2 separate regions of the Homo sapiens genome follow, and region 1 is linked to region 2. Evidence: chromatin loops called from intact Hi-C (ENCODE). Cell type or tissue: B cell. All regions are shown on one strand. Links, peaks and the distances in the headings refer to the core of each region. The heading gives the core; the rest is flanking DNA.

The links. Peaks named below come from ENCODE experiments on the same cell type or tissue, not always from the same donor. Only the 100,000 strongest peaks of a DNase experiment are listed, where the experiment ranks them.
Region 1: a loop joins it to region 2, with 2.6 times the contacts of the local background. A loop is called at or near these places in 1 of 110 quality-filtered maps.

What each region holds. Positions count from the first base shown.
Region 1 is chr17:57,332,746-57,344,278 of GRCh38, forward strand. The region is part of intron 5 of MSI2 (musashi RNA binding protein 2); the gene reads left to right. Among named protein-coding and RNA genes, the nearest start is that of MSI2, 82 kb to the left of the region's middle. RefSeq lists a silencer at 5,821-5,988 and an enhancer at 5,890-6,039. In B cell, for the core only: no CTCF peak of the experiment used is centred there; a DNase peak (open chromatin) is centred at 6,016.
Region 2 is chr17:57,734,844-57,746,376 of GRCh38, forward strand. CCDC182 (coiled-coil domain containing 182) reads right to left here and starts at 10,456. Exons shown (of 1, transcript NM_001282544.2): 1 at 9,652-10,456. The coding sequence starts at 10,429. The coding sequence ends at 9,968. RefSeq lists an enhancer at 1,051-1,120 and a silencer at 1,788-1,966. In B cell, for the core only: CTCF peaks have their summits at 5,184 and 5,402; a DNase peak (open chromatin) is centred at 5,268.

The sequences.
Region 1 (11,533 bases), core at 2,071-10,070, 400 kb before region 2:
CCGGGCATGGTGGCTCAAGCCTGTAATCCCCACACTTTGGGAGGCCAAGGCGGGTGGATCACGAGGTCAAGAGATCAAGACCATCCTAGCCAACATGGTGAAACCTCATCTCTACTAAAAAGTACAAAAATTAGCTGGGCGTGGTGGCACACACCTGTAGTCCCAGCTACTCGGGAGGCTGAGGCAGGAGAATCGCTTGAACCTGGAAGGCAGAGGTTGCAGTGAGCCGAGATCATGCCACTGCACTCCAGCCTGGGCGACAGAGCGAGACTCTGTGTCCAAAAAAAAGAAAAAAAAAAGAGTACGGATGCAAGAGTCAGATGCCAGGGCTCAAATCCTGGCTGTCTCACTTTAGTGGCTGTGTGACCTGGAAAAGTTGCTAAACCTCTTTGTTCCTCAGTTTCCACATCTGTGAAATGGAAATGATATCCCCTCCCTCCTCATAGCGTTGCTGTGAGAATTAGATGGGTTAGTTAATACCAAAGACCCTGGGAAAGGTGTCTAGAACATATAAGCAGCCTGTAAGCTTTATCTATTACTAGCAAATGACTACTTTTTGGAATTATTTTTCCCCCCTGGAAAGTTCCCAGTGGCATTTGAGCTCTTCCTCTTCTCTCCCATTCTCCCAGCTCTGACTTTTTTACAGATTAATTCTTAATCTACCAAGCCAACTTTTCCCTGCTGTGATTTGTACCGTTTTTTTTTTTTTTGAGACAGAGTCTCACTCCATCGCCCAGGCTGGAGTGCAGTGGCACAATCTCCTCTCACTGCAACCTCTGCCTCCTGGGTTCAAGCGATTCTCCTGCATCAGCCTCCTGAGCAGCTTGGATTACAGGTGTGTGCCACCACACCTAGCTAATATTTTTTTGTATTTTTAGTAGAGACAGGGTTTTGCCATGTTGGCCAGCCTGGTCTCGAACTCCTGACCTCAGGTGATCTGCTGGCCTCCGCCTCCCAAAGTGCTGGGATTTATAGGCATGAGCCACTGTGCCTGGCCTGGTTTGTACCTTTTAAACGTATTATTATTATTATTTTAAATAAGAAAGGGAAAAAAAAAACAAAAAGATTTGCCCTCTAGGATCTGCATACTTTTTTTAGAAGATCAAGAAAAAGATGAAGTACTTTCTCTTGTCTCGAGCTACAGTGTGGCATGTCTGGCCCAATCCATCTGTGTGGTTTAGCAATGAGGGCTTTACCCCAGTTTGTCATCTTGGAAGATGACTTTGCTTCTCCATGCCTTAGTTTCCCTATAGTACCTTGGTGATCCGTTTCACTCCATTGTTGTCTCCAGGAAAGCATGGTTTCTGTCTCCTCCTGTCCTTCCCCCATCCCCAACCGGGGGCCATTCAGTAGACATTTGCTGAACACACGGATGCGTGGAGACTGAAGCCTCTGCTTGGCTGCCTTGTGCATTTCTTCGGAGTTTGAAATAAGATAACCAAAGTGAGAGTAGGTTTAGAAAAAGCCCCCTCGAATGGAAGGGTTTTTGATTCCTGTCTTTTCCCTACTCTTTGATGATGGCAAAATGCTGATAAAATCTGAGGGTTGGATGAAATGAAATAGCCCTTCAGGGTCCTCTGCCATCTGGGTAGGTGGTGATTAAAAATGGCAAGCCTCACAGCTTCCCTTGGAGAGCTGTCTGAGGCACTGCTGAAGGTGGATGTGCAAAGGGGCTTGGCATTAGGGGTTGGCTGAGGACTGGCAGGGCAGCTGGGGAACGCCTCTGAAAGCAACACTCCCCAAGATCTCATTAAAATGCTTCCTCTGGCCGGGTGCGATGGCTCATGCCTGTAATCCCAGCACTTTGGGAAGCCGAGGTGGGAGGATCGCCTCAGGTCAGGAGTTCGAGACCAGCCTGGCCAACATGGTAAAACTCCGTCTCTACTAAAAATACAAAAATTAGCCGGGCATGGTGGTGGATGCCTGTGATCCCAGGTACTCGGGAGGCTGAGGCAGGAGAATCACTTGAACCCACGAGGCGGAGGTTGCAGTGAGCCAAGATTGTGCCATTGCACTCCAGCCTGGGCAACAGTACGAGACTCCATCTCAAAAAAAAAAATAAATAAATAAGATAAAAAAATACGTCCTCCAATGGACTGAGATGGAGGAAAAGGGTTTGGGAAGAGAGACAACCTAAGGCTGGTAGGAGACTCTGAACTATGAATTTAATGGCAATTAAAGCAGAAAGACTTGAGCAAGTAGCTTTTTTTTTTTTAACCGTGCCCTGTAGTTATGATTTGTTCTTTGTAGTTAATTTAAAATAAGCATAATCTTTGTCTACTAGCTGGCTGTCCTGCCAGAATTGCATATATTTATTTTCATGACTATTTTTTTGCACTGACCAGGAATCCGTCAGTGCCAGGAGATTTCTCTCTGGACATATTTTGGCTTTGTTGGTGTCTTCCCGAACCCCAGCCCCCACCATCCCTGTCTGCCATTTCTTTGAGAAGCCAGCAAGTATGAATTGTTAGCTTTTCCTCTGAAGTGGATAATATAGTAACTGGTGGATGTTCTAGCAGCTGTGCGATGTGCTAGAATCTTAGACCATACCTGCCTTGCAGTCCTCAAGACTGTGACAGAAGTGAGCTGACCCCCACCTGCCTTTACACCAGCCAGCTCTTAAACGGGCAGGCCAAATCTGGCCCACCACCCATTTTCACAAATAAAGTTTTATTGGAACCCAGCTACACACATTTGTTTACGTATGGCCTATGGCAGATTTTTTGTTACAACAGCAGAGTCAAGTAGTTTTGACAGAGGTTATAAGGGATGCAAAGCCAAGTGTTGATTACCTGGCCATTTATAGCAAAGGATGCTGACTCCTGACATACATAATGAGCCTACTGTGTGCCAGGCGCTGTTGTAGGCACTGGGGATGGAGCAGTGAACTTAACAAAATGCTGAGATGTGTGTATAGTAGTCAATTAGCGATAAGTGCTGTGACTGAATAAAACAGTAAAGGCATGGAGACTGAAACGGGGTGAAACGGGGAGTGTTATTTTAGGTAGGATTGTCAGACAAGGCCCTTGTGAGTGCTCTTCAGGGACAGTGCTCCAGGTTGGGAGCACAGTGATGGCAAAGGCCTAGAGGCAGAAGCTGGCATGTGTGAGGAGTAGCAGGGAGGTCCAGGTAGACTATTTGGGGCTAGTGGAAGGAGCTGAGGCTGGACAGACAGGAAGATCAGATCCTGTAAGACTCTCATAAGGACTTGGGCATTTATTCGGTGTGCAAGGGGAAGCCACAGTGGGGTTCTGAGCAGAGAGGACTTCAGAGCAGAGTTTGACAAGAGAGGACTTCTGTGTAGGAGGCCCACCAGTTACTGCATGGCATAGAAACAGCAGAGGGCACGGGTAACGGTGAAGAGGGCAGGTGGGAGCTGCTGCACTTATCCAAGGGCCAGGGTGGTGGTGAGGACGGTGGTGAGAAGTGGTTAGATTCCAGCTATGTCTTGAAGGTTGAGCTATGGGATCTGCTGAAGACTGGGATGTAGGAAGTTCTGGGAAAGGACTATTAAGAGTAAGGCCAAGGCTTTTGGCCTGAGCAAATAAAAGCCTTTTCCTATGATGGGAGAAGACTGTGAGGAATAGCTTTGGAGGTGAAAGTCAGCGTTTGGAAACCTTTCCACATTCCCAGTTTTCTTCTTCTCTTACTCGTTTTCTTTGGGAAAGAGTTGGAGGAATGACTCCATCTACTTTACTGCTTCTTTTTTCGGGGTAATACAGGACTTGAATAGTAGTTAAATCACCTGTGTTACCAATGGTCTTTAAACCAAAACTGCATTACTCAATCAGGAAATATATACAGGTAACCTGCCTTTCCTTCATTCTGAGACTTATTTCTTGTTCATAATGCTTGTGAAATCTGAATGCATTTAAATAATGTACATATTTAATATGATGGCATTTCATTCTTGAAAAAGGTGTTATTAATTGGTGTTGCATCTTATGGTTGTTATAACATACAGTAATTAAAGAAATATTATAGGCATTATATATTGAGCTCTTGCGTGCGAGGAACTAAAATGTGTGTTATTTGCCTACTGCCGCGTAACAAATTACCCCAGAATTTAGCAACTTAAAATAGCAAACGTTTATCATCTCACGGTGTCTGAGGGTCAGGAATCTGGAGTGGGCTTATTAGCTGGGTGGTTCCACTCAGGGTCTCTCATGTGGTTGAAGTTAAGCAGCTGTTCTGGGCTGCAGTCATCTGAAGACATGGCCAAGCAGGAGCTTCGCCTTCCGGGATCCCTTGCAGGGTTGTTTGCTGGAGGTCTCGGCCACTCTCCATGTGGGGCCCTCCAGAGGCTACCTGTGTCTGCACAGTGTTGTCATTGTCTCCTCCAGAGCTTGGGCACCACCATTTCTTTTGGCTCTTAAAATTCTCTTCTAGGCTTGGGATTTTAACCCAGGTTTCCAGATGAGGAAACTGAAGCTCAAGGAAGTTGATTACCTTCTTCCCAACTTACAGAAGCCAGTATTAGACTAGGGCCCTGACCCTGATCAGCCTGACAAGAAAACCCTTGTTTTCTTTTCCACGGCCCCACAGAGTGGCCCATGTTTCTCAAATGCTGCAATCTAGGATTGACCCCAGGAACCCCTTTGGGGTCATTACATTTTACTTCCACTGTCTGATGGCATTGGTGTGGTCCATGCGAATACTCACAGCTTTAAAACCATCTGATTGTCTCTGAGACTCATTTTCTCTCCACTTTCTCGGCCTCTAGCCTTCACGGCTGGGTGTCTCAGAGGCTGGGCTCTCTCCTCTGGGAAGGCTGTTGTCTCTGTGTCGCTGGCTAGCCTGGGTCTCAGGGGCAGTGAGAATCCCTGGCGGCTGTCCCTGTCGTGTTTACCACCTTGGCAACAAGCGCTGCTCTTGGCACCACGGTCGAGTCCTTAGCTGGACGGTGACTCGGGCTGGGGGCTCCTTCTTCACATCATGAATTGGTCTTTTGCCAAGCCAAAACAGCGGCTGCTTGCTTTTCAGAAGGAAAGGTTGTTCATATTTATTTTTTAATTAGAAAATGAATGCATGCTCCTTACAGAAGATTCAAAACATATAGAAAAGTGCAAATAAATGAATGTTTTGGTATATTATCATTTTTGTGTGCATACGTATTTAAAAACAGAATTGGAAAAGAACCCAGAATTAGAATCACGCTGTGTTGTGTGCATGTGTATGTGCTTTTGCATTTACTAGTACTTAGTAATAATTTTCACGTGTTACTAGATGGTTGTAAAAACATGATTTTTAATTGGTGTGTAACGTTCTCTCATCTCAATGTAAAATACAGATACGTTTTAAATATACCTTACCGCCAAGGACGAGATTTGTATGGGTTTTATTTTGTTTTTTATTTATTTTTGAGACAGAGTCTCTCTCTGTCGCCCAGGTTGGAATGCAGTGGCGTGATCTCGGCTCACTACAACCTCCACCTCCTGGGTTTAGGAAATCCTCCTCCTCAGCCTCCTGAGTAGCTGGGATTACAGGTGTGCGCCACTATGCCCAGCTAAATTTCTGTATTTTTAGTAGAGATGGGGTTTCACCATGTTGGCCAGGCTGGTCCCGAACTCCTGACCTCAAATAACCCACCCACCTTGGCCCCCCGAAGTGCTGGGATTACAGGCATGAACCACTGCACTGGCCTGTTTTATTTTATTTTTTGAGACAGTCTTGCTCTGTCGCCCAAGGCTGGCGTGCAATGGCACGATCTAGGCTCACTGCAGTCTCTGCCTGAGACCATAATCTCTGCGGTCTCTGTCCATGAGACCATAAATAAAGAATAAGGAGCTTGGCAGGCCCCACGCAGACTTGTTGCATCCCAGTTGCTTGGGGACCCTGAAGGCTGCATAACTCGTAGCCGGGTCTCTGCCTGGAGGAGCGGGCTGGTGTTAATTCACTGACCCGGGGAGCTGTGCCTGCCTGTCAGCCTCTCCATCTTGTTGGTGCTGAAAACCTCTCTTCCTCATTTTGGTCCCTGCTATGGCTTTTTATTCAAGGCTGTGGTTTGAGTTCTACCACAAAGCAGATAATGTGGCATGAGCAGCTCACGCAGGGACTGCCCTGCCTCCCTGTCTTCACCTACAGGGGCTGCCGAGATGGGGAAGGGCCCCACCCCTGAGTTCCCCTTTGTCTTCCTTGTCTCCTTTGCAAGGAGAGTCCTTTATTTGTTCTTTTAATGCAACTGGCCTCTCTGAAGAGGCTTTCCAGATCAATTTGGCTTGTCAGGGGTGCCAGGCTTAAGTTTTCAGGCATCTAAAGAAGTGGTGGGGGAGAGGGGATCAGACTTTTCTTTCTCTTTGTGGCTTTCAAAAGAAAATCACGGACGTTAAAATAAATGACGCAAATATCTGTATTTTTTGTATCAAAGAGACAAATGGCATAAATGCAGATTATAGGGTATTCCTTAGAACTGTCCATCACACAGGAGCTCCTGGGAAAGGCAAGCAGCCCGCGAGGCACCACCCGGTTTCACTGAGCAGAGGGTGAGTGGTGGCTTCGCGTTTGGGCAGCCTCCAGGGGGTCGGCATATTTAGATCATCGTCTCACGGATTGATTCAGGATTGTCTTAAAAGCCAACTCGGTTTCCAAGTGTTTCATTCTTGCATGCACGCTTAAGAAAGTCAAAGCCATTTCCATTGTCTTCTGTTTGATCTGCACTGACCATCCTTCAGCTCCTGCCTCCACTTGCGTGATGCTTTCTCTTCTGGTTGAAGAACTGGCAGCGTTGGTTTGGGCTGCTCCTCCCTCCCTCGGGCCCCCTCCCTGTGGCACGGACTTGCCCTGCTGTCGTGGATGATGGTCTGTGTGCAAGGGGTTGAGTCCCGTTTGCCATGCTCCTGGTGTTTCTAACTTCTCAGCCTTTCGTTTCACACCCTGCCATGATGACAGTATATCCATTTTTCATTCTTTGGGACATTTTCTCTCCAAGGAAAGATGCTCATGCACGTTTGCAGTGGGTGAACTGTTGCCTTCCTGTGATCAGTCATTGGTAGGGCTGCTTCTGTGTCTCCACCCGTGAGTCTCCATCACCAGTTGAGGACCTTTGGGTCTCCTGACTCCCAGAAACTTTTCCAGCTTCCCATGGTCTGTGCTTAGGGTGTATTCTGGGCCATGGCCTCCTGGAAAACCATTTTCCCAGCTGAGATGGATTCCCCAAGGTCCCTGGCCTCCAGTGTGGCGGTCCCTCAGAAGCTCATCAGTGACCGGGAATGGAACTGACTGCTATAAAGTTGTGAGCCTGCCCAAAACTGGGCAGCAGAGGTGTTGGAATTCAGCCCACCTGGGCTCAAGTGTGGGTTCCAGCCCTTCCTAGCTTGTTGACCTTGAGTGATACTGACTAACATTTCTTGACCATTTGCCCTAGGTTGGCTTACCTTAACTCCATGATGTCTCATTTAGTCCTCACAGTAGCCCTCTGAGAAAGGTATTATTCTTACCTTACTAGGCTTCAAAGAGGCTCAGATCCATGGAGCTAGTAAGTGATGGGCCATTGTGCAAACCCAAGGAGTCGGCCTCCAGACGCACCTCCTCCCAGCCACTACACTGCACTGCCTTAACCCTTGTGCTGTACTTAACCCTTTTGCCAGTACAGCCAAAGGTTCATTTCCCAGAGCCTCCACTTCTGCATCTGCAGAATGGAGGTACAGTGTCAACACTGCAGGGCTCTTTGGAGGCTGAAATGAGATGAAATATAATGGATCAAGCTCTGGCACTAACAAATATTAGTTCCTTCCTTTTGTTGCCCTGGAACAAAGGGTGGGGCATGAGAAATAGAGGGGCATTGATGTTCTGCCTGGCAACCTTGATTGTAAAGAGGGCAGGACAAGGAAGGGAAAATGTAGAGGATCCCCATCATTGTGGCTGAGTCATTTTACCGCAGAAGCCTCCCCAGCAATGGCCTGTGGTTCTGGGGGATGGGAGGGTGGTGTGACACTGGGAAGTGTTGTCAGGTAGACACTTGAGTCTTGATTGGGATAGAGATTGGGTACTTGACCTTCTGACTCTGGGGTAGACATGGGATTGGGCCATGGGGACCACGCAGGTACACTCTCTGCCGATTTCCAGCGTGCCAGACATTCTTATCAGCGCATCTGAGCCCAGCAGCAGGGAAGCCCAGTCCCTGGTCACTGTTTGCATCTTGGCTGCTCCTCCTTGGCTTGAAGCCCTGGCAGTTGCACCTGCAGGGAGCCTCAGCAGGAATACAGGTTCACCTCCGACCTGGGATCTGCATTGCTCCCCCGGTATCCATTCTGTCCTGGGGTGTGCTCAAGTGCAGGTCCATGTAGACAAATTCAGATGCTGCCCCAGGGCTGGTGTGAGAGAGCTGCTGCACCTTTCCCTAGCCCTCTTCTTTTAGAACATGGATGATATGAGAGTAGAGAGGGGCTCCCCAGTCAGAACCAGGGCTGGGGTGGGCCAGGGAAGGAGGTCAAGTCAGGACAGAGCTGGGAAGGATGCTGGCAGCTCAGTGTGGCCCCAGCATCACCTAGGAACGTGTCGGAAATAATCTGCATCTTATCCAGCTCGCAGTGGTGTGTGTGCAGAAGGAGGTCTGAGAAGAACTGGGATGTGCCCTTCTACCTACCCACCTGCATTTAAAAGAAAGGTAATCACGTATTTAGAAGATGGAAGTGAGTTAAGTGTAACTAAAGTGGGGAAAAACCAAACAGTGCCTGAGTGAGAACTGGAGTTGGGTACATCCTGGGTTGGTCCTCACACTGCCGCCTGGCTGGGGACCCTGTACCATCTAAGGCCAGGATGTCCTGTGTACGACCAGGTTCCTATTGTCAGTCTGTTGGCCCCTCTGCCAAGGTGAGCCCTCCTCTTTCACTCCCTGGTACATTGTGCTGAGAACATGACTTTTTGGGAGAGTGTTTGTAGCAAGTGGTAGCACTACGTAAATAGCTTTGTTGGCAGCTTTTGCTTTTCTTGCTTGTATTGTACACCTTAGTGTGTTTTTTCTTTTCTTGCTTTATTTTTTTTGGATAACGGCAAAATCACCGCTTGTGGGCACCGCCACAGATAATACAAAAAAGCCATTTGAAAAGAGCTTTATGTCAGCACAGAGTACTTGGAATTGAAGACCTCCAGGGATTTGCCTTTGTTGCTCAACTTTTCTCTCTCCTCTCCCTCTTTTTTTCCCCCTTTCTTTTCTTCCTCTCCTTCTTCCTCCTTGTTCTCTTTCTCTTTTCTTCCTTCTAACTTGCCATGGAACCAGAGTGAGCTACATATTGCCCTATTTTCAGCTGATTTGCATGTTAGAGCAGAGTAATTGGTGTTTAACCAGAACAAAAGAGGATCTGTTTTCTAAAAGAAAAAAGAATTTTTGAAGTAGATCCTATTGCATCTACTGCCTTTGTCTCTCCTCTCATTAGGAATTGAATAGGATGGCCCCGTAATGAGAATGTGGGAGATACTGCTTTGGTTGTGATGCTTTTTGAGCTAATTGGTTTGAAAATTATATTTGATACAGATCTGAGGGATGTTGGCAAAACACCTCTTTGATACATGGACATCCGGTCCCTCCATCAGCAGGAGGATGGGTAGTGAGAGGCAGGGTTGGAACGCTGTTTACCTTCCTGGTTGAACGCTCTGAGAGGCCACCCCCTGAGATTTTGGTCTTTCTCCAAATCTTCATGTTGGTCTGTGCCTGGATGAAGAAAGCCAGGGAGCACTGGAGGACAAAGTTTAGTAGAAAAGTTTGTAGCTCATGATTTGACTTCTAGTGTGTTTTAGCGAAGACATGAAGTTGAAGAATGACTTTTCCTCTTGTTCAGAGGAAAGTCTAAATCTGGACTAGAAAATTGAGAGGATATTAGTTAAAAACTTCCAGACTGTCCGTTCTTCATTTTATATGCAGAAATCACTTTGTCAGCTCACAGTTGCAGTCTCTTTCTTCTGGAGTTAACTGGCATCTGATGGTATCATGTCTTTTTGTGAAAATTAAGTGAATTTTTGAAGACTTTCAGTAATGTTTCAGTGACCACAAAACCATCTTAAAAAATTAGAAACCAAAATACTACTACATGAACTTCGAATGATAGAAGGGGAAAATGAGTTATAATCACATCATTCTAAATAACAGCTGTTTTAAATTTTAATGTATTAATATTACCCTGTCTTTTGCCATTATAAGTCTTACTTACATACACACACATTTTGAAATAGTCATTGATTACTTTGGGGATTGTGTTTAAGCAAATATTTATTTAATAATACCAGTTAAAGAGTTCTGTGACATTTATTCCTTTTCTGAGGTCACCCAACTTTGCAAAAGTTCAATATTATCTTGCAAAATCTGATAGCAGATTTTAAAAAAAGAGACACGGGTCATGATGACTTCTCTCAGAAAATGTGACTACAATCAATTTTGCTGTCTGTACGTTTGTTTGTTACTTTATCTTTCTGCACAGCCTGTGAGGTAGGGAAGGGTTAAGCCCTCTTGACCCACTTTGCAGATGAAATGGAGCTAAGCTTAGAAGGAGGACAGCAACTGAGATGAGCAAAGTTCGAAGCCAGGAGGTGCAGTCCCCAGCTTTATCTACCAAGTCAACTGTCTTTCCTTCTCTCCCTTTTGCTTTTTTTTTTTTTATTTGGAGGTAATTTAAAACTTACAGGAAAGTTTTTAAGGATAAGTTCAAAGAACATCCTTGTATGCTCCACTCACATATATCCTTTATCAGCATTTTACCCTCTTTGCTCAATCAGTTGCTCTCTTTTTCACTAATAGGGTTTTTTCCTTGAGTCATTAGGGAATAATTGTACGCATTGTGACCCTCCACTCCTAAATACATCAGTGTTCCTAATGGGGATATTCCCTTACCAACTTCAGTCCAGTTATGAACTTCAGAAATCCAGCATTGATACAGTGCTTTTATGTAATCTACCATCTGCATTTCAGTTTTATCAATTGCCCCAATCTGTCCTTTATAGAATTCTTTTTCCCTCAAGTACAGGATACAATGGAGGATCAGGTATAACATTTAGGTTTTTTTGATGACTCTTTCGTCTGCTTTAACCTGGAATATTTCCCTAGCCTTTCTTTGCCTTTTATGACATTGCCATTTATAAAGAATACAATCCTCCCCCACCTTTTCCCAATAGAACATTCTTGTCTAGTATTTCCTCATGACTAGATTCAAGTTATGCTTTCCTGGCCAGAACACGACGTAAGTGTTTTTGTGTCCTTCTCAGGGTATCGCATCTGGAGCACTTGATGTCCATCTGCCTCTCTTTGATCACCTGGTCAAGGTGTTGTTAGATTTCTCCACTGTATAGTTACTATGTTTTGTCTTGCAACGAAGAAGCAGTCTGTGGGGAGATGCTTTAAGATGTTCCTCATGGAAGTTTCCTCTGAAAGCTAGCATTCACTGATGATTCTTGCCTGATCTAGTCTTTACAGCAATGGTTACAAAATAATTTTCTAATTCCTACATCCCCTCTTTATTTACCACTTGGCCCTTGGCATCTGCGGTAAGCAAGATCCCCTCCTTCTTACCCACTAATTTTAAAATCTATTTCTTATAGATATGGA
Region 2 (11,533 bases), core at 1,609-9,608:
ATTATTCCATTCAACCTTTACAACCTGCCTCTGAGGTTAAGAGGACAGGTATCATTATTGCCATTTTATAGATGAGGAAATAGAGGCCACATAAGTGGTCTGAAACCTAGAACTGAAACGCCACCTACCTGCCCCTCCACCCCAGAAAGAAAAAATGTCTTCCTTGTCTTAGAAACTGTCATTTTGCACTCACACGTGCATACACACACAAACACACACACACACACACACACACACAAATCATTAAAAAGATTTCTGCACAAAACCAACTCCTCCCTCTGTGGCCCAGCACAAATCTTGATTCCCAGCTACTATTTGTTTAGGGAATACAAAGCAATTTTTTGTACCAACCAAACAAAATGTAATTAGAAAGTAAATCTGGAAGTGTATTGTAAACATCAAAATATATCAACGGTAGATGCTATGCACTTCTTAAAACACACACCTTTTGCAAGTCTTAGTTCCTGAGATTCTGACCAGAAAACGGCAGTCCGAAAATGTGTGTACTTTGCCTAAGGCCTTGAAATGAGAACTCCAGGACTGAAATGCACATTGCTGCTGCAGAGGAAAGAACCACCTGTTATGTGTTTCTAAGCAAATCACTTGACCTCTCTGAGTTTTCATTTCCCCATGATAGAAAGAGTAGAAGGAGAAGATCTCTAAGTTGCTTTCTAGCCCTGAAATGCTCTAATTTTATCTCTAGAAAAAAAGACAAATGTTGCTCAGGGAAAGCCCTGTGTTGCTCACAGAGGGGTCAGTAAAATATCTCTGATGGAACCCTAACCTCTAATACATTCCTGTGGGGAAAAAGTCTATTTTAGAAACAAGAAGACAGGGCACTGGTCCTGTATCAGCCACTAATCACTATGTAACCTTGAGCGTCTCCTCTGCTAAATGAGAAATTTGGACTTGATGAATATGAGAAATAAATGTCACCTCAAGTGCCACTCTGTGACCAGTATAGATAGTGGCTACCTGGGAGCGAGATGTTGAGAAAAAAAATATGAATCTGCCTCCAACTCAAGCAGGAAGAGTGTTGGGATCGATGACTGATGCCTGCCACCTGTGGAGGGCTCCAGGCAGTGCATGTGGCCTTTGCCATCCCTGGGGTAGATCCTCTCTAAGGTGTCTTTTTACTTGAACTAATCCTTTGCGAGTAGCACACGGAAAACCAGGGGATTCAGAGTCACCGATGGACTGGAAGAAGAACTTGGCTTGTTCAACTGTTTTTATATTATCCATGGCTTGGGTTTGAATAATCTGTCCCCTGATACCACTGTATTTTAGAAATTGCTACCTAAGGCAAATTCTCCACTTTTAAACTCATTTCCTGAGTCGGTCTTTTTAAGGCCCACATTAAATATTGATCTGCCCTGGAGAGATCTAATTTATTTAGTAGAGACATGTTTGACTCCGCCAGAACTGTCAAACTCAAAAATGGGGCCATACCCCTCCCAAAGCAATAACCATTGACGATAGTGACAGACAAGCCAAGGGCACCAGAACCAGCGGCGTTCCACTGTCAGAGTCTCAGGGACAGGGCCTGCCTTCTGCTTTCACACAGGTAGCCCTCTTGCCCAAGACTATTGGAAGCTCTCTGAAAACCTTTCCCAAGAGGCTGGTTTTCTGAAAGTCAAGGTGTCCACTCTGTGCTGGCCAGGCTCGCCATCTGCCGCCCCAAGGCCTGTTGGCCCATGGTGGGGAACCCCAGAAACCTCTTCTGCTTGCTCCCAGCGAGCTCTGTTTCTGGGGCTATCGTGACCAAGCTCCAACCTTCAGACTCTGCAACCCCTCCCTCAAGTCCTGATTCTGGCCCAGGAACAGGGACCCTGGTTCTAAACCTCAGCCCCAGTGAGCTTTGGCTTGATTGACAACGCGCTGGCTGTCTCCTGTTTGCACTTAATAGACTCCAAAGAGAAAGAGAGAGAGAGAGAGGAGAGAAGGAGATTTTATCTGCTCCAGCCTGGGGAGAAGGACTCTCATGCCCCACACAGCCAGCTCAGCACACAGAGTGGATTGGAAGATTTGAGGTTCTGATCCAGCTTTGCCTTTGGATCTGGCCTCCTTCACCTCTTGCACACAGAATCACCTGCTTCCATCACCCTACACTCTGGGTTGATCCAGCTTAATTTCACTCCATGATCTAGGCTTCCAAGCACAAATGCCGAAATTCCCTTCTGGGTCTCTGGCAACATCTGTTTGAGGTCTAGCAAACAAGAATCCCCAAGGCCAGGAACAAAGCCTATCTTCTTGGGTTAGGGAACTGAATTATAATTACAAGTCTTAGCAAATTATCCTACCCTACCTGCATTCCCTCTGTTAATTCACCTAAGTATCCTGTGAGGCCCGTAGTGTCTTTATCCCCATGAGGGATATGGGGAAATTGAGGCTCCAAGTTTGTAGCCGCTGACCACATATGGCCAACTAAAATGAAATAAAACTTAAAATTTAGTTTCTAAATCCCACTAGCTACATTTCAAATGCTCAATAGCCACATATGCCTGGTGGCGACTAAATTGACAGTGCAGAATTACAGAACATTTTCGTCATTGCAGAAAGTCCTATCACACAACACTGTGAGGGGTAGAGTAACATCCCTGTGCCATGCAGAAACCGAGTAGCAGAGTTGGTACTTCAGCTAGGCCAGTTTGTCTATCCACTACCCTTTTCTGCTATTGAAAGGAATCCGAAAGGAAAGGGTTGAGATGGGCAAGAGGTCAACAAAGAAATCTCACTCTTAGAGTGAAGGTTTTTGAGGGACACATCTGAAAAGTTTAAGACCTTTTGACCACCTCCTGGTCACGTGACAGCTGTCACCAGCACCAGGGGCTACCTGGCTACCTGGTCATGATGCTGCTGTTTGCTCCATCAGACATCTCTTCCAGCCCTGGAGGGGCTTGGGGTTTGATCTCCCTGTGGCAGTCAGTTCTATCCCTTATCTCCCTGATGAAGGGGAGTCAAGCACACATTTGGGCACAAAAGAATGTCTTGCACACCCTGCCAAGCTCCTGAGACCTCTTGGAGATAGTGAAGGTCAATCAAGTTCTAGATCTCCAGTTCTGATCCATTTATCATTTATGACATGCCTTCTATGGCCCAGTCTCTAATTCAGGCACCTTTTACATCTATAACCTAGATAGTTTCTGGAGCCCATGTGGCTTCAGAATGTCCATAAACTAAAAATAATTTAAAATAATCGCAGTCTATATTTGTATCACTCAATATTAAATGGGATTTGAATGATAAATCATAACATCATTTATTTTTCTCACTGTATATTTGAATTTACACTTTATTTTATAAACAGTTTTGTTTTTGTTTCTTGAAACAGAATCTTGCTCTGTCGCCCAGGCTGGAGTGAAGTGGTGCCATCTCGGCTCACTGCAACCTCCACCTCCACGGTTCAAGTGATTCTTGGGCCTCAGCCTCCCAAGCAGTTGGGATTACAGGTGTGCACCACCATGCTCAACTAATTTTTTTCTATTTTTAGTAGGGATGGGGTTTCGCCATGTTGCTCAGGCTGGTCTCAAACTCCCGGCCTCAGGTGATCCACCTGCCTCGGCCTCCCAAAGTGCTGGGATTACAGGTGTGAACTACCACACCTGGCCAATATGTTGTTCTTTTTATTGCCAAATAACATTCCATTGTATGAACATACCACATTTTGTCTATTCATCAGTTGATGGATATTTGAGTTGTTTTCACTTTTAGGCTATTATGAATGATGCTACCATGAACACTCACATACCAATTTTTATGTGGAGATGTGTTATTATTTGCATTGGGTATATACCTACGAGTGGAATTGCTGGGTCATAGGGTAACTCTGTGTTTATCATGTTGAGAAACTGCCCAACTGTTTTCCAAGATGTCTGCACCATTTTACATTCCCATCAGCAATGGGTTCCCATTTCTCTGTATCATCACCAACACTTGTTATTGTCTAGTCTTTTGATAGTAGCCATATTAGTAGGAGTAAAATGGTATTGCATTGTGGTTTTGACTTACATTTCACTAGTGTCTAAGGATACTGAGTATCTTTTTGCGTGCTTGTTGATCATTTGTCTATTTTCTTGGGAGAAATGTCTATTCAGATCCTTTGCTAGCTTTTCAGTTGAGTTATCTTTTTATTAAGTTGTAAAAAAGTTCTTTCTCTTTTTTTAGGATACAAGTCTCTTGCCAGATAAATGATTTGTAAATATCTTCTTCCGTTCTGTGGGTTGCCTTTTTCACTTTCTTAATGGTACCATTTGCAGAACAAAAGTTTTTAATCTTGATGAAGTCCCATTTATCTATTTTTTCTTTAGTTGCTTGTTCCTTTTGTGTCATATCTAAGATTTGCTCCCATGCTTTCTTCTAAGATTTTATAATTCTAGCTCCTATACACATCACTTCTTAATGCCTTCCTTCCCCTAAGCCATTGGCCTCCCCTCATCTCTTCTATACTTCTGCTGTCCAACCTCATTCTCAGGACTCATTCTCAACTACGCACTGAAAAGACTTCTCTCTGAAAATCTAAGCCTGCCAGGTTTTCTTTCTTACGTTTCTCCATCTCCTTGTTTCCTTCTAGTTGTGTCTATTTTTTCTTTCCCATGAATAAATCTCAGCCCTTTCTGAAACAAGACCCTTAGCTTCCCCTCTTTAGTTCTGCATCAAAAAAGTCTAAAACTTGGGCTGGCTCTCTTAGATGACTAGGAATAGAAGATTGCAATCTCTTATAATTTAATATATTTCCTTTCAGCACTGTTGTACATGCCTTATCTCAATTACCTCTTAAACAAGCCTAGGAAGTTGGCCCCACAAATCCCAATTTGCAAGTGGGAAAACAGAGGCCTTGGTGTGACAGAGATGTTTGTTAGTTAAAGGATCACATCTTAAATAGAAACCTAAGAAGCTGCAGAGTTAGAATCTGTACTTGGAATTTCTGACCACAGGCTCAGTGCTCTGCCACAAAATGCTGCCTTTGCCCAGAGATTTCCACTCAGCTGCTCTCAAAGGTCATATTGATAAACACCACTCACACAAACAGGCACAGATGATGCCACCACCTCCTGTTCTATTCAACATATGTTCCCTGAGCAGCTACTCCTTGCTGGGCATTCATTGTGAGCCACATTCACTTCTGAAGCAGCCAAAAAGAGGAGAATAGGAGAGGAGATGGACAAACCCTTGTGTACCTCTTTGCCTTCTCACCTCTACTCTGGAAGACTTGCCACATCTGCTGCATGAGCCACACCCAATACATCTGGACCCTGGGAAAGTCACTCTAGACTGACACCTGGTGTCAAAAAAAAACATGCCCAAGGCTCACTGCTCTTAGCACTGGGCGGATTACTAAATGGATTGGGTCAGATCAAGAGGCAAAGCTCTGCATGTGGAATGAAGCCAATGCCCAAATCCAAACCCTTGCTTCCCAGCCACACTGCACAACTCTGCCTAGCCATGCTCCTCCCTGAGCGCTCTCTTCTTCCCAGCACTAAGTATCAATTAAATAGACAAGGCTGAAGTTGTGCCAACTGGGTGAGTTCCCTCCCCTAGCCACACACGTTTGCTTTCCTGCATCTCAGCTACCTTGCTGCTCACCCCAGCATCCCAGCTTGCAGTAGACACAGGACTTGGGGTCCCAGGGAGGACTCCCTTGTCTGCAAGTGGTTTTCATAAGATGGAGCCATATGTCTAGGATCTCAGCAGCCCTCTGATTGCTGTGGATGCTGAGGGGGAGCAAGCAGAGCCTTGCAGCTTATAGAAAACCTTTGAGAACCAACGGCTATTAGCATGGAGAAAACCATCTGTTATTTTTGTCTTCTATTTGTCTTAGAATTTCAGGGAAAGTGAGCAGTTGGGCTGCTTAACTTTATTGTTCACAGTTGGGAGCAGAAGAGTTGAAATGAGGAACTCCAGCTTCCAAAGCTACAAACCAGATTGTCTCCTCTTGGCTTTATTTTATTTTATTTTATTTTATTATTTTATTTTTTGAGACAAGGTCTTCCTCTGTTGGCCAGGCTGGAGTGCAGTGGCATGATCACAGCTTGCTCTAGCTTTGAACTCCTGGACTCAAGTGATCCTCCTGCCTCAGCCTCCCAAGTAGCTAGGACTACAGACATGCACCGCCACACTCAGCTAATTTTTTTATTTTTGTAGAGTGAGGGTCTCACTATGTTGCCCACGTTGGCCTCGAACTCCTGGCCTCCAGCAATCTTCTCGCCTTGGCCTTCCAAAACACTGGGATTACAGGCATAAGACACCACACCCAGCCTCTCCTTGGCTCTTTAATCCACCATAGGTTTCCTCTGTCCTCCAGGACTAAGGTTGCAGCTGTGAGTTGTGGCCTAATGAGGAATCCCTGGGGTCCCCAGAAGGATCTCAAAGGTTGCTCGGAAAAGGCCTCGCTCTCAAATTTTCTTGCCAGATTGAGGTGGAAGGCAAGGATCTGAGAGTGGGGAGGAGAAATGGACACAAAGACAAGCTCTTCCAGCTGCAGAATGAACAGACCAGCCTCCTCTGGCTAAAAATGACAGCAGAGATGCACTGACCTGGCATGTATGGCCTCTACCATCCTTGTTTCCTGCCTTGAGTTCCTGTGATTTGCCCCACCCACAGCCTCACCTGGATCACCCCACGGTGTGTATTATTTCTAGTGCAGGTGACCAACCATCCTTGCTTTCCCAGGACTGAGAGAGATCTTGGCCTGAGGGACTTTCAGTTTTAACACTAGAACAATCCCAATTAAACTGAACAAGTTGGTTACCCTGGACGGTGTTAACTGATTGCATCTCTAAGAGTGGCTGCCTGTTTTAATGACCAAGGGGTCGCAAAGTCTCCCTGGCACCCTTTGGGTCATCTCGAGCCTCTGACTTCAAGGGTGAAGGCTGGGTATCGGGCAGATGAAGGTGAAGCAACTGAAGGCAGTGGGTCTGTACCCACAGCACTGAGGTGTAGCTGCACCTAGACCCAGCCCATCTCCCCAATTCTCAGACCTAACTCCATGCTCCCTGCAGCCATGCGACAGCCACCCACACTGCATGACACTGCCCAGTCAGTGCCATCTCCCAGAGCTGTCTTCTTCCGGCCCTCAGTATCCATGATATAGAAAAAATAAGACTGAGGATGTGGCAGCTGGGGTTGATTACTACCAGCCTCACTAATGAAACCTTGATTTTCTTTAGATATTGGGTAACTGAAGTGTCCAGGCCCAGGAGCAGAGTTGTGGCAATTGCTTTCCTCTTTTCATAATTGGTTTAGGGCGGGCAAGCAACCCAGGTATGGCCAAAGAAATGTCAATGTCAATGGAAATCTGATGGGGCCAAACTCATCCCTTTATGAGGAGCCTACTCCTGAGATAACTAACCAAGCTCCTATGATAATAGCATTAATCTATTACCACATAAAGGCCCCACCTCCCAACACTGTTACATTTGGAATTAAATTTCAACATGAGAGGCCGGGCACTGTGGCTAACGCCTGCAATCCCAGCACTTTGGGAGGCCGAGGCGGGTGGATCACCTGAGGTCAGGAGTTCGAGACAAGCCTGGCCAAAATGGCAAAACCCTGTCTCTACTAAAAATACAAAAATTAGTTGGGTGTGGTGGTGGGCACCTGTAATTCCAGCTAGTTGGGAAGCTGAGACAGGAGAATCGCTTGAACCTGGTAGGCAGAGGCTGCAGTGAGCACAGATCATGCCAGTGCACTCCATCCTGGGTGACAAAGCGAGACTCCCTCTAAAAAAAAAAAAAAAAAAGATTCAACATGGGTTTCGGAGGGGACATTCAAACCATAGCAGTACTTACCTTCAAAGGGCCAACCATGGTGCCTGGACTATATCATATTCTTAATAACACTAAGCTCTTATATTAGTAATAATATTGTTAGTATTACCATTATTATTACTTAAGCTAAATCTTCCAAAGAAACTGCCTAAAGGCCAGGCACAGTGGCTCATGCCTGTAATCCTAGCACTCTGGGAGGCCAAGGCGGGAGGATCACTTGAGGTCAAGTTTGAGACCAGCCTGGCCAACATAGTGAAACCCCATCTCTACTAAAAATACAAAAATTAGCCAGTTGTGGTGGTACGCACCTGTAATCCCAGCTACTCGGGAGGCTGATGCAGGAGAATCACTTGAAAGCCGGGTTGCAGTGAACTGAGATTGCACCACTGCACTCCAGCCTGGGCAACAGAGTAAGACTCTCTTCAAAAGAACAAAAAAAGCAGCTGGGGGCAGTGGCTCATTCCTGTAATCCCAGTACTTTGGGAGGCTGAGGCAGGTGATCACCTGAGGTCAAGAGTTTGAGACCAGCCTGACCAATATGGTGAAACCCCGTCTCTACTAAAAATACAAAAATTAGCTGGGCATGGTGGCATGAGCCTGTAGTCCCAGCTACTCCGGAGGCTGAGACAGGAGAATTGCTTGAACCCGGGAGGCGGAGGTTGCAGAGAGCCAAGATCACACCATTGCACTCCAGCGCTCCAGGCTGAGTGACAGAGAGAGACTCTGACTCAAACTAACAAAAAACAATGACAACAAAAAAACTGTCTAAAGTTAAAGTAGGGTTGCAGCCCTTCGTGGTAGATGGCTATTGGATGGGTATTACAATTAACCATGGGTCACGGGGTCCTTTTGGGAAGCGCAGCTTGGGAGTTCCAGATGTTTAAATCTTATTTGGAGAGATTCTATGACAGAAGGAAGAGGGAGAATGAGACTGCCACAGAAGATCAGAGGATATGGAATCTGCTGTAAGCCCAGAACTGGAAAGACAGACTTGACTTTCTGTTGAGGCACTGGCTCTGGTCTCCAGGCACGTCTCTTCTGCTGTTTAGAGGAGAATCCCTGCTGCATGGCAGCATTTGGGTAGCCAGAGAGAAGATATATGAATTGATGAAGTAGAAGACTAATTGGAAATAAAAGGTATAGTGTCAGCTAATGAACTCCCAAGTCACCCATGTGACAACCTCAGCCTTCCAGAAGAACACGTCCATGAACAGCCTGAAGTGGTTCCAAAACTGGGGAGCAGAGAAGGATGCAGCAGGATGCAAATGAGCACAGCTGACCTGGACTTAAACCATGGCCCTGCCACTTACTAGTGTGCAGACCTTGGGTACTGGACTTGCCTTCCTGCGGCCAGTCTCCCAGTGTGAACCATGGAAAATCAACACTCACCTCCAAGGTGCCTATGGAAGTAAGTGGGATGGTATGTGTGTGTTGCCTGATAAATGGCCAGGCACTGTGACAATAATTCCTGCTCCATGGATCGAACACAGAAATCAGTTTCCCCACTTCCTAGTGCCATCTCAGAGGTGTTGCATTATCGGTTGCTAAAGCTCAGCGAGTTCCACCCACACAGTCCCAATAAGCTCTGTCATTCCGATTGGCCAGTCTGCAGTCTAAATGGAAAGGAAGTAGAGGTAGAAAGAGGCAGCAAAGAAAAGTGAGATGTGACAGTCTAAGAGTAGAGGCAGACAGAAAGACCATACAGACAAGGGTTAGAATACTAAAAACAGAGCAATCTGGGGTAGTGTTAGTGCACGGGCAAGCAGTCCGACCCCTCTGGGGAGATCATGTGTTACGTGATGTGGTATCAGTTGACCAGGTGTTAAGTCTCAAATCATGAAAGCCTCAAATCATTCAAAAAAAAAAAGGTGAATGTTCAACACAATCAGTTTAAGAATATACTATACAAATAAAGAGGTATACATTGAGCAATAGTACCATTACAAACAGGAAAACAGTTCAAGTGAAAGTTACAGGGGCCTGACTCAGTACTGGGGTGCCTCCTTCCTTTAGAATGCTGGATAAATGGAATTTCACCAAAAAAAATATTGAAGTCTTTTTGCCTCTCAGCAAGGTGTTATTTAGGCAGAAGGAAAGCAATGGAAATGAGGAAGGGAAAGCAAGGGGGTAGGGACTTGGGGTTTCTCCTTCCGTTAAAAAAAATCTTCAACTTGGTGCTTGGCTAGTGCCACCCACGAGGTTCAGTCAGCCTGGCTCTTCTTGGTGGCACGCAGGGCGTCACGTCCCCTGTCCAGCAGCAGGTCCTCCAGCCGCTTGCAGTGCTCCCGGAGCTGTTTCTCGCGCGGCAACAGGAAGGTGAGAACCTTGTTGCGCACGATGCCACGGTCCTCCTCCTCCCTTAGCCGCTGCCTCACGCGAGCCGCCTGCTCCTCCTGTTGCACCAGGGCTCCATTCATCTCGCAGAAGGCGTCTTCAAGGTAATGAATGGACTTCAATGCCTCTTTCTTAAAGTCCTCCAGTTCCCGTTGCACCCCGGCCACCTTCTGCTGCAGGATCTCCAAGTCAGCGGGTGGTGGGAGGCAGGAGGGCCATGACTGGGACAGGGAAAAGTCTCCAGACTGGAGGCCACTCTCTATCATTTTTTTCCCCTGTAGGGTATTCACCGTCATGAGAATGGACCCAGCCTGGTAGAGGGGTTCCATTGTCTCTTCTACGTTGGACAAAGAGAGGAAGCCAAGAGACCAACCAGGTCAATAAATATTTTTGGCTAGAGACACGATCATTCGGAGTGGAGAAACCCTAGAATTGTGACATCAGGGCCCCTTCAGCCAACCAGAAAGAAAGCCACAATCCATTCATTTGCATATTGTAGCTTCCTTGGTTGGTTACCTAGAGCTTTGTCTGTTTATCTGACCAAGTCGCCCTCCTGAGATGTGGATCCTTAACTCATCACCCTTCTAGAACCAGAACTCAAGTTCTTCTTTAACCTAAGGAACAAACCAAGTCCCAGAGCAGGGAAGTAAACTGGCCAGAGCAAGGCAGGCCAGGCCAGGCTCACTGGCTGCCAGGACTGGGTGGTCTCCCACACTGGCAAGGGACCTGCATGGTCTTGGACTGGTCTCTGGGCTTTAGTACCTCACTAGTAAAACAAAGACATTGTAAGAGATGATACCTAATCCCACTTGTAGCTCTAAAATGCTAAAAAGTAATCTCTTATTCCAAGTCCATACTCCTATAATGATGTCAGAATTCTATAAAATCTTAGAAATTGCGAAAAATGTACTTAGATTTTGATGTATGGTCCACAGCAATGGCTGATTCAGCAGGTGCAAGGTAAAAATGGGTTAGTCATATTTATTCAATAAATACTAAGTGCTCACTACACACTAGGATCAGGGAACAAGTGAGTGCATGGTCTTCCAACATACCTGAATGTTAACAAATATGAGAAACAACACATAGAAAGGTAAATCTTGTACTTTTTACCTGATAATTAGAACAAAGGAAAATACTTCTAGCTAATCTACATTTGGTTTAGTCAGGAACAAACCTTCATCTTGCACATCTCAGTCTCTTGCCTAGACTTCTCTCCTGGTCTCCAAATCTAAACGTCTCCCCCACAATGGGCCTCCAATTCAAGCCATCCAAAGCTGAATTGGTGATCTCTTTACCCAAACCAGTTCCTGTTCCAGTGTTGCTGTCAGATTAATGAGAGCAACCCAGAACAGCACACACACCAGAGCCCTCATGAGACAACTGGTGCTGTGATGCTAATATTTGTCCCCTCCCAAACTCATGTTGCAATT